Regions from separate parts of the Homo sapiens genome. Here region 2 is linked to region 1. A link is a contact called in ENCODE Hi-C data. All regions are on one chromosome and are shown on one strand. Each heading gives the region's core, a stretch centred on a gene start or an enhancer-like site at or near the end of the contact. The rest is flanking DNA. Distances are from core to core; before and after follow the strand shown. Region 1 holds the start of CORO6 (coronin 6). Region 2 holds the start of TMIGD1 (transmembrane and immunoglobulin domain containing 1).

Region 1 (5,321 bases), core at 96-2,595:
TGGTCCTAGAAGCAGGGAGCTTTCTTCAAGGTGGTCAAAGTATGGGAAAGTTATTTTGCTGTGTAAAATGCTGTTTAATGTAAGTGGCTAGGATTTGGGGCCTGAATTCTCCACAGAGACCCAGGCTGAGGGGATTGTGGAGCCTAACAGACTGAAAGCTTTCTGGACGTTGGAATGTTTTTGGGAGGAGCCTCAATGCCACACTGCCTGCACCCCCCGCCCCCACCACCGCCAGCCTTGATGAGCATCTCTTCACGGACGTGGTTGTAGCTCCCAGAGGCACCCTGTCCAGAAGCAGAAGACTTGACCATTGGATCTTGGCTTAAAGCCAGGTATGGGGCCAAGACTGCAGCCACCACAGGATACCGAACTCGCATCTCTGGAATAGTTCAGGCAGATGGGGTTTTGCCTTTTCCTAAAATTTTGCCAAGGGGGAAGTTCCTCCTGTCCACCAATCTGAGTCCTTTCTGCTACTGTTTTCATCCCATGCCTTGTGGGGGGACGGGTGGCAGCACAGAGTGAGGTGGATCCCTCTTCTCCCACTCCTTTCTGCACTGGCTTCTCCAGGAAGCCCTGATCATGGTCTTCTGGCTTTTGCCTACCATAGGCTTGTCCGGTTTCTCCTCTGGGTCCTCTGCCCTGGTTGGGCCTTCTTCCTAGTGAACTCTTCTAGGGGTGGGGTCTTCAACCCCATCCTCCACCCCTGCCCCCGCCACGGCCAAGCCAGATTTGCAGGGGTGGGGAGGGTGAGGTGCCTTTTCTCCAGCTAGGGTCTCCCTAGAGGACACACTGAGCACTCCCAAAGCCCCAGCCAGTGGCTCCTGCCCCACCCCAGCCCCAGCATCCGTGTGCCCTTCAAGGCGCGTCTGCGGCCCCGAGCCTGAGGCCCGGCCTCCCTGCACCCTTCTTCAGCCTGCTGCCCTGACACTGCGTTCTTGCGAGACGAGGTGTCTGCGCCCTCCGGGAGCGCTGGCTGCTGTCCGGCCAAATATAGACACCACGTCCTCCCCGCCCGAAACCGAATTTGGCGGCGCGGGGGGAGGAGGCGCAGACCTCTGCCCCTCAGGGACCCCGCCCGCTCCGCTGGCTGCGGTGACGGCCGGGTGTGGGGGGCTGGGTACCTGGTCCTGAGCGGGCTGCGGGGCGCTCACGCTGCGAATCCTCTGCGGAAGGGGCCCGAGTGCGTAGGGGGCCGAGGAAGGCTTCAGGGCGAAGGAGCCACCTCTCCGGGTGTCTGTAGTATCTGGGACCCGGGTGTCCAGCTCCGCACTCTGGCCGATCCTGCGGCTCTCTAGAGCCCGGCGCCGCTGCAGCCCCAGCTGCCGCTGCCATCAACCTAAGAGGGCGGGGCTAGCATAGGGGCGGGGCCAGAGCCCAAGTTGCCCCGCCCCCTCCAGCGGCGGGAAAGTCGAGCGACCCCGACTCCCCTCCCAGCTTCCGCCGGCCTCGGAGAACCATCGAAAATAAATGTGCAGCTGTGTGCTAGGTGCGCACGCTGCTTCCCTCCCTCCATGACTCCCGGGTAGGCTGGGGAGGCTCGGGTTCGCAGACCTAGAGCAGGACGCTTGGAGAGGGAACGGGCGAGGGGGCGTGCGCCCCTAGAGCGGGCAGCCGAGGGAGACCAGGTGCCTCCACCCGCATTCCAGCCTCAATCGCGCTCCCAATTTAGCTGTCCCGATCGGCCGGGACTGCGGGACTGCACTTCCAGGCCTCCCTGGGGGAAAGAGGCCCTAGAGAATGAGGACCCAGGCTGATCCTGATGTAGGGCAAGTGAGAGGGCACCCGACACAGGGTTGTGAATGTTAGTTATTGTTATGAATGGCAATAGCGATCATTTGAGAAACCTAAAATGCTGGCTGTGTGCTAGGCATTTCACCCCATTAGATGAGATTCCATGGAGCAGGGCAGGAAGCAGCTGAAAGAACAAGGGGAGGACCGAGTGTAAAGTGAACCCACCTTGACACTCCCTCCCCTCCCAGATGCAGGGGGAAGAGGCTAGCACCGGTCTCTAGTCACATTTTAGGGGTCAGAGAAGCCAACTCAGAGGCCAGACTCCTAATGTTTTCTGGGCCTTGTTTGAATTGGCGCCCGACTGTGTTCCAGGTAAGCTTCCCCCGTCTCCCCCAATATTCACAGAACTGAATGTTGACCGAGGTCAAGGAGATTAAAGATAACCTGATCAAAATACAGCCAGTGAAGACCAGCCAGTCCCGTAGCTCCAGTCTACCCAGTGTCTGCACATTGCCTGGATTTCTTCCCTTGGATCATAAGGGCATCTGGGGCCAGTTATTACTTCCCACCCTCCAGGGCACACCTGGGAGTGAGTGAATGGAACACAGCCTTCTGAAGGGCAGGAACCAGCACTGGGGAGGAAAGGGAGGGAAGGTGGTAGAAACCATGAAGGGCCCACGAGGCTCCTTTGTTTCTCAGGAAGAGTCCAGGTGGCTTGTAGGGACAGAATCAAATCAAGAGTCAGTGGCTTGTAGGGGAACAGAATAAAAAACTGTTACGAGTGCTCCAGAAATAACTCCTGGCGTAGGGGTGCTGGGGCAGGGTATGAGGGTATGTGAGTCATCTCTCTTTTACCTAAAGATTCCAGGCACATGATTAGGAGGAAAATACCTGAGTGACTCAGTTGCTCCTTTACAACAATAACCCATGCTTATGTGCTAGGCACTGGCACTAAGGGCTTTATACGTATTAATTTCATACTCTTAACAATCCTCTAGGCTGGTCGCGGGTGGCTAACGCCTGTAATCCCAGCACTTTGGGAGGCTGAGGCAGGTGGATCACCTGAGGTCAGGAGTTCGAGACCAGCCTGGCCAACATGGCAAAACCCCATCTCTACTAAAAATACAAAAATTTGCCAGGTGTGGTGATGCACACCTGTAATCCCAGCTACTCAGGAGGCTGAGACACGAGAATTGCTTGAACCTAGGAGGCAGAGGTTGCAGTGAGCTGAGATCATGCCACTGCCCTCCAGCCTGGGTGACAGAATGAGACTCTGTCTCAAATAAAACACACGCACAAAAAACCAAAAAACAATCCTCTAAGGTGGGTACTGTTGTTATCCCTATTTAACAGTTGAGGAAATGGAGCCACAAAGAGGTTAGGTGGCTTACCCATCACAACCTCAACTGGTAGTTGATGTAGCTATGATTCTTACCCACGTGGTCTGGCATCTGGTTCTTGCTTTTCAGCAGCATGCATTTCTGTCTCTCCCTGAAGGACAGTGCCACTTTATCTCACAAGTGCTGAGCTAAAACGTAACTGAGAGTTTATACTGTGTGGCACAGAGGAAAGGATGCCTGGAATGAATTAAAAAACTGGTTCCAGTCCTGGCTCAATCGCCATATTTTTACAGCTCTCTGAACAGGATTGGGTCAGATTCTTTCCAACTCTGCACCACTCCTTAGCAGAGTAGGGATTTTATGTGCTGCCTCCTCTGAAGTGGCATCTCCCCTACCCCCACCCTCCTTCTCTTTAAAGAGAACAGGAGACTCCCTTCTAGAGGGAAGCGCTTGGGACTAGGAAGCAGGAATCCTTCAATGCGTGCTCCCTTCAGTTCCATCATCTAGGAAGAGCAGTGCTTTCTGGGTACAGGGATTCAGATATTTGCTTGGGCCTGGCGTAGCTCAGCCCTGCCCTCTAGCCTTCTTCTGGCTGCCAAGGCCTGACAGAGCTGTGAGTGGGCAGAGTTAAGGCAGGAAGAACCAATCAGGGAGAGAAGCTACTTGGGCTTCGTGCCTCCCTTTTGAACTGTTAGCTCTGAACGGCAATCCATAGAAGACAGCCATGGATTTCATCTTTTAGGAAGCCATTTTCTGGATGAGGTAGCTCGCAACTTAGCCATGATTTGGTCCATCTGCTTTGGCTAGAAAACCAAGACTGAACTTATCTAGATTGGTCAGGGATCCCAGGGATCCTTAGAATATTTTGTGAAAGACCTTACCTTCACCGTCATGCACTCCAGCTAAAGACCAGCACTGTGCCCCTCCCACTTGATATGGATGATTCAGAATGAAGCAGGCTGACTTTAGTTCAAGGCAGTGATTTTTTTTTTTGAGGGGGGCGGGGACTTCAAATTTTGTTAGCAATTGGGAACTGGAAACTGAGCTCTCCCTAGATGGTAGTCCTGCCTTGTATGTGATGAATGGCACCACTAAATATCTCATGATGTTCATGTCCCATTTCTAGACATTTTTCAGTGGGCTGAGGTGTTTCATTTATTTCTGGGGACTCAGCTCTCTCTTCAGGGTGACATGACTGGGATCAATCATTGAAAACTACTGGTGTTCACTGTGTTTCCTCTTCTGACTCTCCCACCTTCTCCAGCACCTCCCTCCTTTGTTGCATCTGATGAAGTACACGTTTCATCTTCAAAATAAAAATTTATTCAATCTGTAACAAGAACATTGAATCTGCACATTTGCGCACAAGTTCACATTTAAAAACAGTGGAGCATATCTGTAATAAAAAAATCTATGATACAAGTGGAACATCCCAACCACCAGGAAGATTAAGGAAGGAGATGAGACCACTCTATATTCTGCTTCAAATGCCTCAAAAATGTCCCAGAGATTCCAGGGAGCACCTGCTTTAATAAAACATGAGCATAAAAGTTTGGGGTGGCTTGGGGCAAAGGTAACAGTCAGAGGAGAGTCTTCTGGACTTGTTTTCCATGTTAGAACAAGTCCTACAAAACAAAGCAGAAAGAAAAAAAAAAAAAAAGAAAAGTAAAGGCACCTTTAGATATGCCAAGCAAACCAAAATCCAACAGAACATAAAAATCAAACATTTCCCTGTGGGCTTACTGATTGGGAAGCACTTCAGGGCCAGTTACCCAGTTTTTAGTTTGGGTATTAGCTCTGCATGTGTACACAGGACGCTGCCACCAGCATTGCTTTGAGGACACAGACGGCAGCACCAGTCAAATGCCTCTTAAGGGATCTTCAAGGTGATTAAGGATGATTCCAGTTTAGAAATCCTATCCTAGACCTCTGGGGCACTGAGAAAATGAGGCTGGTTATCTTCTCATAGCAGGAGCCAGGGCCAGTCACCCTCCATTTCCAGGCTGGAAAAGTACAGAAGCACCTTGCAATAGCTCTTCATGACGTCAAGGGACCCCACACCCTGGGAGAAGGGTTAGGAGTGTGCAGCTTCCTGCTTTGGTGGCAGGCCTTTTCCTAATATGGGTGTCAGAGGAGTTGAGGCAGCAAATATGCTTGTGTCTAATACATGCCTTGATCTTTTAGTTTGGAAGGGAAAACAAAGTCCAAGATGCTTTTAAGTTGGATTGATGCTGAAACAGCTAAAATTTC
Region 2 (5,116 bases), core at 2,609-5,108, 710 kb after region 1:
TGAGAAGCATCAGGTTAGAAATCAATACATACAGAATGATCATACACATATGTGTGTATGTGTGTATACATGGAAGTATTTTTTCATGGAAAAAAGACAGGAAAAAACCCATATATATTGAATACACACACACGCATGCATATATGTATATACATATACACATACCATATTTAATTTGTTTACTTGAAGGGATTGAAAGTGGGAAAGCAAGGGAATGAAATGGAAAAATATTTAAGGTATAAACTTTAGGCAAAAAGGCAGAATATAAATTAAAGCTCTAATAATTACTACAAATGTATCAAAATTGCACATGCAGATGAGTAAGAACTGATTTGAAAACATTTTCTGCTTAAATGATAGGATTATGGACAAATTGGGTCTTGCATCTATAATGTTTTAATATTGTTTTGGCAGTGAAGAAAAATAAAAAGATGTTTAAGTAGTTGAGGTTTGTGTGGTAGACCAGTCTTTGTGGGTTGGGTGATCAGGATACATACCAGGTTTTTTTTGTTTTGTTTTGTTTTTCAGCTCTGACTTTTAGAAACCTATTCATTGCATAGTAATACACCTGAATTTCGGTTTTTATTTTTCTGATTCAGAAGCAAGTAACAAAAGCTAAAAAAGAACTTTATCTGTCATAAACCTGTACCCCAGATAACATTTGTTAATATGTTCTGTAAACACATTAACCTTCCTTTTAAAACACTTAAGCTGGCCGGGCATGGTGGCTCATGCCTGTAATCCCACACTTTGGGAGGCTGAGGCGGACGGATCACCTGAGGTCAAAAGTTTGAGACCAGCCTGGCCAACATAGTGAAACCCTGTCTCTACTAAAAATACAAAAAAATTAGCCAGGCATGGTGGCGGGCTCCTGTAATCCCAGCTACTCGGGAGGCTGAGGCAGGAGAATCACTTGAACCTGGGAGATGAAGGTTGCAGTGAGCCAAGATCACACCACTGCACTCCAGCCTGGGCAACAAAGTGAGACTTCTTCTCAAAAAAGCAAAAAACTTAAGCTACTTGTAAAGATAATGGTATTGTTGTCTAGTATTTTATTAAAATATGGAATATTGAGTGGTTGTCATCTCTGGATGAAAGTATTTGGGGGGATTTGTACTTTTCTTTTTTTTTTTATAGATTGCCTGATTTATTTTACAATGACTATGCATTACTTTTAAAATCAGAAAAGAGTGGTAGGAGAGCAAATGCTGGAAAGATTTTCATGTGAAATGGTATGTTCAGATAAACAGATGATTATTTGGGGTAACATTAGTAATAAAATGCATTAAAATGTAGGAGGATTCTGGTGGTGGCTCTGGAGAGAATAGAATACTTCACCTTGTCTTGTAATAATAAAACCCTAAAAACAATATTTTTCCATTTGATTTTTTTTTTTTTTTTTTTGAGACGGAGTCTCGCCCTGTCGCCCAGGCTGGAGTACAGTGACGTAATCTCGGCTCACTCACTGCAAGCTCCACCTCCTGGGTTCACGCCATTCTCCTGCCTCAGCCACCCGAGTAGCTGGAACTACAGGCGCCTGCCAGCACACCAGGCTAATTTTTTGTATTTTTAGTAGAGATGGGGTTTCACCGTGTTAGCCAGGATGGTCTCGATCTCCTGACCTCATGATTCACCTGCCTCGGCCTCCCAAAGTGTTGGGATTACAGGCGTGAGCCACCCGCCTGGCCTCCATTTGATTTTTTATTGTTAGTTGACTCCTGTACTGTGAGCCATGCTAACTGTGTAGTCATTCCAATTTGGAATTTAAGGATATATCCAATGCCCATTGATCACTTTTCTTAATCGGAAATTTTTCTTTATCTAAAAAGAGGCCAAAAAGAACTTTAACTTACTTGTCATCTCACGTGGCAGAAATAAAATTACTAAGAGAAGAAATCTTCCCATTTGCATTATGACACTGCTCTTCCATGCCATCTTTAATGAGTTAAACTCAGATCTACTAAGGGAAAAATAGTGCAGTTGGTTTTGTACTTTGGTCTGCAATGAGTTCGTGAACCTTCCTTCTGTCTATTATGCATTTAAAGTGAAGTCCCAGATGAATCATCCCAGCTATAACGGTACTACTTCTAGCTTTTAATTAAACAACCCTGTCTGACTAAGTTCAAAGTACATTTAGTAGTAAGAAATTTTTTTTAAAAGCAACATAAAACCACAGGAAATAGGCTATGACAGATAGAGCAGCGTCAGGGTGCCCTGGGGAAGATGAAACCAGTCTTCCCTAGAGAAACTGATAGAATTTCATTTTAGCAGAATGAAACTTGTCTCATTCTCAGACAGTCCCTACTGAACAAAGTAATTCTTGTTCTGAAAGTTTTTCTTGGGTCATTTTTGTAAAGATGTTCTCTGATAATAGAGAGTTTTTGAGACTACTCCAAATCCCATAGATTCAAATGGTGTGTACGTAGAAAAGCCTCAATTGAAACATGGCCTCTAGTTTAAACCATGTTAATCTTGTCTTTCTCCCACTATTCTCTCTCTCTCTTCCCCTTGACCCAATGGACTAAAAATAATAAATAATAAAGGTGTCCTTTCTCCCTTCTTGCTTTTGCTTCAACTCTCCCTCTCCCTAAGATATTCTCCATTTCCATCTGGGAAAAAAACATATATTCATTACTTCCTTTCAAGAGTACTACTATAAATATAGCGAACCACATACGGAAAACTTTCTGCGCAACAGGGACTGTGCTAAACACTTTACATACATCATTTCAGTCACAATTAAGCCTCCTAACAACCCTCCTGAGGTCGTTTCTATAGATTTAAAGAGACTATGTAATTTGCCTGAGATCCCACAGACAGTAAATGTCAAGGTCGGGATTTGAACCCAGACTCCCAAGACCATGCTCTTAACCACCCTACTCTCAACCACCCTACTACCCAATCTACTGCCTAGATTAATATTCTTTTCCTTTAAGAAGCTGCTGTTAGGCTGGGTGCAGTGGCTCATGCCTGTAATCCCAGCACTTTAGGAGCTGAGGCAGGTGGATTACCTGAGGTCAGGAGTTTGAGACTAGCCTGACCAACATAGTGAAACCCCATCTCTACTAAAAATGCAAAAAAAAAAAAAAAAAATTAGCCAGGCATGGTGGCGAGCGCCTGTAATCCCAGCTACTCGGGAGGCTGAGGCAGGAGAATTGCTTGAACCTGGGAGGTGGAGGTTGCAGTGAGCCAAGATTATGCCACTGCACTCCAGCCTGGGCGACAGAGTGAGGCTCGGTCTCAAAAAATAAAAATAAAAAATAAAAAAATAAAAAAAAGCTGCTGTTAATCTTTTCCAGTCCCTGGCCACTGGGAGTTCTCTCCCCTTAACACCAGTATTAATTTACAAGAGCTGAAATATACCTATACCTACTCTACTCCTCCCCTGTCCCAGGCGTGCCCTGACAGGAGTAAGTTTCATTCATGCCAGGCTCACCCTTTCTGGCAGACAAGCCTGCATCAATCTTTTCGTAAGATGCAATTACTACTAATATTGATTCTTTTGTAATTTTAAATATTTGCCAAAAAGATTTCTATCACAGTGTTGTAACAGTGATTACTGCAGAATGTGGTCAATAGTAGAGTTTTCTCAAGCGCTCTGCACTACAAGTACTCAATAAAAACTGAGAGTGCAGGCTTCTTGCCAGACCTCACCCAGCCCTATTAAGGGGACAAATCTATGTCTTCTCTTTCCCTCCACTCCACCGAGACAGCAACTTTTCAAAATGTATTCCCCTCACTTGGCTTGTTTTTAATCTGTATGACTCTCTACTTTCTATATAAGACAGTCTTACCACTTACCTCTTGAGCTCTGAGAAGCTGACTTCCTTGGCCAACTGTTCCTCTGCCTGAAAACCCTAAATGCTTTCCCTGTTACAATCCTTTATAATACTTGAATTTGAACGCTTTATGACAGCAGGGTCAAATAAATAAGATAACTTGGGTTCAAAGTCTGTTTTTCTTTATGGAGTCTTAGAGAAGATAGTAATTGGGAAAGACATCTTCTTAAGATCTAAGTTTCTATGTCTACCTCGGTTACTAGGTGGGGCCGGATATTACTAACAGGGATGTGTTGTTCCAAGAAAGCTTGAACTTGTGCAAAAATCTGTAGCGCATCTCACTGAATATTGTCATATTTAAGTAAGATGGCTGCGTTTTGATCATCTAGCCTGGGGATTGTGAAGGGACGAGTCCAAAGAGAAGTTTGACTTTAACAGAGGTCAAAACATTGGAAGATTCTACACAACTTAAATAATGCTGGAAAAGTCTTAGTTACCACTAGTAACCCAAGCCCAGTGCATAAGCTGTACCAAGCCAGGCATGGCAGGGAGCCGTTTTTTTGTTGTTGTTGTTTGTTTTGTTTTTTGAGGCAGGGTTTCACTCTGTCACCCAGATTGGAATGCAATGGCACAATTGTGGCTGACTGAACCTCTGCTCCCAGCCTCCCAAGGAGCTAGGACTACTGGCGTGAGTCACCATGCCCAGCTAAACTTTGTTAATATATATATTTTTGGTAGAGATGAAATTTCGCCATGTTTCCTAGGCTGGTCTCTAACTCCCGGCCTTAAGCAATCTGCCCACCTTGGCCTAGGGAACAGTTTTATCCTCTTGAGGCTCTCACCTGATTGGGAGATCCTTGCATTACACTATGTTTATGGTATTGTTAACGATGCAAATTTTATCTGCCAAGTACTATTGTTCCCATTTACACAAAAATATAACAGAAGAATATTTATAGTTATCTACACATTTTAACACACTGCTGAAGCACACCAGCAATCTGCCTCTTACTAGCTATGTAACTTTGAAAAGTTATTTAACCTCCATGAGCCTCAGGATCTTCATCAATACAATGGAAATAGTAATAGTACCCTCCCTACGGAGTCACTGTGAGGATTAAATGAAATGAAGCATGTGAATCTGCCGCACAGTAAGCTCTTGGTAAACAGTAGCTCTTATTACTATTATTATTAATATAGGCTGAGCAGGGCATCCTAAATCAACACAACCTCACTATAGCATTGTTCAAGCAAAAATCAGAGCTAAGAGCAGCTCCTGTTGGCTGGGTTGCAAGCACCACCCAAACAGGTTTTGAGTTTGCCTCTCCAGGGATCCA

What was found. Hi-C counts contacts between places; a loop is a spot of excess contacts on that map. Pooled maps may share reads with other maps.
Region 2: a pooled map shows a loop between it and region 1 (2.9-fold over the local background). The contact joins the promoter of TMIGD1 here to the promoter of CORO6 in region 1. A Hi-C loop is called at or near these places in 4 of 50 pooled maps.

What each region holds. Positions count from the first base shown.
Region 1 is chr17:29,621,567-29,626,887 of GRCh38, forward strand. It overlaps CORO6 (coronin 6), which reads right to left and starts at 1,346. Exons shown (of 11, transcript NM_032854.4): 1 at 1,122-1,346. SSH2 (slingshot protein phosphatase 2) reads right to left here. Exons shown (of 16, transcript NM_001282129.2): 16 at 4,372-5,321. RefSeq lists a silencer at 1,010-1,159 and an enhancer at 1,947-3,146.
Region 2 is chr17:30,330,199-30,335,314 of GRCh38, forward strand. TMIGD1 (transmembrane and immunoglobulin domain containing 1) reads right to left here and starts at 3,859. Exons shown (of 7, transcript NM_206832.3): 1 at 3,802-3,859; 2 at 1,854-1,960. The coding sequence starts at 1,935.